Regions from separate parts of the Mus musculus genome. Here region 2 is linked to region 1. Evidence: chromatin loops called from intact Hi-C (ENCODE). Cell type or tissue: left cerebral cortex. All regions are shown on one strand.

Region 1 (2,500 bases):
TTAAGAGAGAGCTTCACCTGCACAGCTAACATGAATAATGCAAAGGAATCGACTCTCCTTTGTTTGCACTGTGGAAGACAAATGAAGTTCTAACCAAGAGACTTCTACAAACAGAACAAGTAATGGTGAGGTTGGCACGTGAGTGTGTGAAGGAAGGCACTCCGAGGTCTATGGCTTGCCTCCAGCATTTTGTGCCTTCCCAGGAAGGACCCGCCGGCTCATTGTTTCAGACATTCTAAGCTATAGCAGCGCACCTGGACTAGAGCAAACAGTCACTGAGCGGGAAGAAACAGGATGATCCAGAGAAAAGACTGACAGGGGAGTAAACTAAGAAGTTGGCAGGAAGAAGCAATACAAGGGGAATCTGGAAATGCATAAGCATAATTCTGATGAGGAAGACACCCAATTACCTGTTAAAAAGACAAGTGAGTGGGGAGGAAGGATATGGCGAAACCAGAGAAGTTAGAGTATATTAAAGGAGACACATTTAAATTATTAAGAGAAGGCATAGTTAGTACAGCACTAAAGTATTTGCTTTGAAAGTATGAAGACCCAAGCTTCCATCCAAGAACACATAAGCCAGCCTTCGTGGCGCCCACTTGTAAATCCAGTACTGCAGGGGCTGAGACATGAAGATCGCTGGGATTCCTTGGCCAGCCAGCCTAGGCTGTGTAGCCAGTACCAGGCCAGTATGAGATCCATTCTCAACAGAGCCCGTACTCCCTGGGCATAAGGGCAGCAGACAGGCTCAGGTCTAATGTGTTGTTTTTCTTGGGGTCTGGGACACAAATGTTAATGTGACTGGTGGCTAATCAGTGTGTATAAAACAAGTCAATAATTTGTGATTCTTTTATCAGAGTCCTCTCTGAATGATGTGCTTGGTTTCTGCTGTTCTTGGATTCCTTAGGAGCAGACATCAGACTAACCTTCTCTACCACAAGGGCCGACACTCGCTCGACAGCTTCAGTTTGTTGACTGACTCTTAGATGTCCTGGAGATGTTAAGCGTGTCAGCTCATGCTAATCTAAGCTTTTGAAAAACAATGCTTATGATGTGGTTTGTAAAAGTGAGGATTATGCTGGTAGGAGCGTTACTCTGTAGTGAATATGATTATTCCTGTCCTCAGACTCAAATAAGAAATCTCCAGAAACATAAGACATTGAATCGTCTTTCTTTTCTGTTTATATTTTAAACTGAAGACTTCAAAATATTTAAATTATACCAACTGCAGGCCAATCACAAGAGGCTTGGACTATACATACTTTGAAGTTAGAGCCGGGAACTTGGGTTATCAGCTTGCAAAACCATCTGTTACATTCTCCACACACGATTTTCTTTGCACCCTGGAGTTAGTGTCTACAGAAGGCGCTGGAGTTGAGTTTAATTAGAAATTGAAACAAATGTGATGAAAATCCAAAGTCGGTGTTGGCTTATCATATTTCTGCTAGAACCTGACATGCTTGCCCATGGCAGGATCACAGGAACACAGAATGCTGGCATAGGAGTCCGATTAGTGCCAGTTCCAAAACAGACACCCACAGCCAATGTTTCAGCTTAATCTTAATCACATGGGAGCTGCTTAGTCTCCCAAGAGGAGTAGAACTTACTTGCAAAGAGTTAATGGGCGTCCGGGTTCATGGGTGTCGGCTGCAGCTGTGGTCACACACAGTGCTCACCAGTGCGAACTCATTCATTATCATGTCTGTCGTGTGGATGTTTAGGTTCTGGGCTTCTCCACATACTAAAACACTCACTTTTGCCTGTTTTCTTTTGATCTTTTGTAGCCACAGTAAAAAAAAAAAAATCAAGCATTTGTTTGTAATTACTGTCTTTGCTACTGTGACTGCCACACAGCGCACAGCAATGGTAGCCATGGCTGATTAAGTAGGCACAATACATGATAGGCTTGTAACACAAGAAAGCCTCAGAAATACAACTTTGGCCATTCTTACACAAACTCTGGAATTGTCACTAGTGAACTAGGTCGGACCACAGTCAAGGCCCAGATACAAAGTGAGAGATAGACCTAGGATTTGAACCTAACCTTTTATGTCCGAATTTAACATGATTTAAGGTTAATGCATATTCATTAACCTTAATGAATATGCTGGAGGAAGACACCAGTTCTAGGAGCTTAGAATCACATATAACACTGATAGATGTGGCTTCTTTCCTTCGGTCTTTTCTGAAACACCAGCCCCCACATAGCAGAGGTCTGTGGTAGAAGGAAACAGAAAACCCATGAATGCAATGAGTGGGTTAGACAGGCCAGATCATAGCCCTGCTTTGCTTTCACAGGACCCATTGGGAATGTTGCAGTTGTGTAGACAGCAGTAGGCACTTGTATGCAGTATTGAGAAAATCAAACCCTGTCTACGCTGTCCTTGGAGAAATCACAACCAAATACCCCATCCAAGCTGACTCACATTCAAATTACATGGCGTCATAAAAACTTTGAGTGAAATGAAAGCCTTTAAATATTTAAAAATGTTGGCAAGAA
Region 2 (2,500 bases), 140 kb before region 1:
AGGATCTAGACTAACACATTGGCTCTTTCTCACTTAGGGAAGAAGTGGCAGCAGAGAGTGGCTCCAAGGCCTGGACTTGCTGTGCTTGATTTAGTGAGTAAAGCTTCATATAGGCAGCCTCTGAACAATTAATTGCAAACCTTCACACCCTCTCCAAAGAGACAAATAGACGCTCAAGCCATCCCCTATAAGAGGAGCTTATTGTTATGACTAGCTGTTGCTATGACAACCTTGTTAGGGCCACCTTGCAATCATGTCCCTGTATCAGGAGGTGGTTATGGCTGACTTGGGCTTCTGTTCTGCTTCTGTGACCCTGCCTATTTTGCCCACCAAATCCCCCTACCTCTGAGGTATGAAAACCTTGGTCTTCCTCATGTCTAAATCTGGCCACCCGTTTACAAGAATGAAAATGTTTGTTCAAATTAGTTGCTTGCTTTCGTTAATTTGACCGTGATGATTTGGGTCAGTGATCTTTCTTCTCACATCTTTGGGGTTAACAGCAACAGTGAAGCACAGTGGGACCATTACCATCAGACCAGTCCCAAACAAGAACACAAAGGAGAAGAAAACGCTTCTGAGACAGGCACAGGCCCCTTGTTTGCTGAGGACATCAGTCTTGGATTCGCCTGCCTCTAGAATTTAGATTTGTAGCCATTTGGGGATTCTTTGGCCTTGATATCTCTTTCCCTCACTCCTTCTGCCTCCCTTCCCCAACCCTTGCCCTTAGGGTCTTACTCTTTAGTTCAGGCTGTCTTTGAACTCATGATTCCCCTACTGTCGTCAGAGTGGCTAAAATTCAGTATTCTATGGCAAAGACTACATGGCTGAGAGGATGTTTTGGGCAGTCACTTCCTTTGAGGGAAGCCACAGCTGAAAAGGAGGTCACTGTGGAAAGACTAGAAATTTTCAAAGCGATCCACCCCTATCCTCTCGGACAGAGAGGAAAAAGCAGGGGAGAAGGGCTGACTACTCTCAGTCACTCAGTTGCCAACTGCTCATAGAGCTTGGCACCTCGATTCTGTGGAGAGGACAATTTCTGGTAAAAATAGAAAAAAAATTTCTTTTTGAAAACAGTTAAAGCTCTTTAAGAACAACTGTGGGGAGTTTTAATCACAGGGTGGTGGTTTCTTTTCTGAAAGAAGAAACAGACATTTCCATTTTGTAGTAAGTGGGTTTAAAGGCTTCAGTCGTTCAGTCAGTGTGGAACATGCCAGCCAGTGGGCTCTTGACACCACGGAAATTGTGACCAACAATGTAACATTTTCACTTAAAAAAAAAAAGCATAAAAGCAAGTGTTCCCATTATTGTTTCTCCCCCCTTAGAAACTTAGATCATTGCTGCATTTAGAAACAAAAAAGTAAAAAATATCAGGCATAATTTTTACCGTTGTCATAGAAATAGAAGTCTTATTATAGGCTAGATTTCTAAGTATGGTTACTTTTTTTTTTTAAGGAATAACAATCACCCTTTAGAGACAGAAAAAGTGGCTTGCTAATTTATTTTAAAAATTGGTTTCCTGAGGGCCCTGAAAGCTGGATCAGTGGTTATGAGCAATGGCTGCTCTTACAGAGGGTCCAGATTCTGTTCTCAGCACCGTAAGACACTCCACAACTGCCAGGAACTCCAGTGGGCACTACATGCTTGTGGTGCATACACACACACACACACAGGCAGAACGTGTATGCACATAAAGCAAATATAAGTATTATAAAAAATCATAAACAATTATGCTTTGCCTATGAGAGCTTTAGAGGACATGCTGACTAAATTGTGAGATTCTAAGTTTCTGCATGAATTGTAGTTATTGCTTAAATCTTCTTTACAGTTCATTGACCAATTAGACATTTGATAAAGATTTACTGACTGAATTCTGAGATGTTTGGGACAAAATCCGCATTAATCACTTAAAAATATCACACACCAGCAGAGACTAATTAAGATGATTAAAGACACTATCTTTAAGAAGATGGATGTGGACTTTAGGTGCAAAAACAATGACTTTATGGGCTTGCACCTGACAGCATTATATTTTGGATTAAGTGGCAAATCATATCATATAATAATACTCAGGAAAATTTGTTCCATATAGCAATCAGACCAACAGACAGACAAACAGTTTCTAAATATAATATGTGTTCAGGGGTAGGAGGCCATGGAGGATGTCAGGTGTGACTAAAATGGATTGAATAGGTGGACTTCTGGCTAGAGTTCCTGAAAAACATGCTAATTATGAATTTATGTGGGGGGGGGATGGGAACCCTTTTCTAACGTGATTTTTCCACTTGAGCTGTCAGTCCTTCAAGCTGAGCCCCCTCTCTTCTTCAGCCACCCTTGCCATGGAAGGCAGCTCCTTCTTAGCCAGGACCATCATCATGAGCATATGGAACTCATGTCATATTGTGCATCTATCTGTTCCTTATAAACACACGGTGCTGTTTCTTCTCCATAGATCTTCATTGGCAAGTCAGCATGCTTTGGTGGTAGCTTCTCGTCACTTCTG

Evidence for each region. Hi-C counts contacts between places; a loop is a spot of excess contacts. Peaks named below come from ENCODE experiments on the same cell type or tissue, not always from the same donor. Only the 100,000 strongest peaks of a DNase experiment are listed, where the experiment ranks them.
Region 2: it touches region 1 in a loop (2.1-fold over the local background); 2 of 42 quality-filtered maps call a loop at or near these places.

What each region holds. Positions count from the first base shown.
Region 1 is chr3:37,962,893-37,965,392 of GRCm38, forward strand. All of the region lies in intron 2 of Gm20755 (predicted gene, 20755), which reads left to right. Among named protein-coding and RNA genes, the nearest start is that of Gm22899, 31 kb to the right of the region's middle. In left cerebral cortex, no CTCF peak of the experiment used is centred here; a DNase peak (open chromatin) is centred at 1,355.
Region 2 is chr3:37,820,172-37,822,671 of GRCm38, forward strand. No RefSeq gene overlaps it. Among named protein-coding and RNA genes, the nearest start is that of 4930556A17Rik, 6.8 kb to the right of the region's middle. In left cerebral cortex, no CTCF peak of the experiment used is centred here; a DNase peak (open chromatin) is centred at 1,030; H3K27ac peaks cover 758 bases.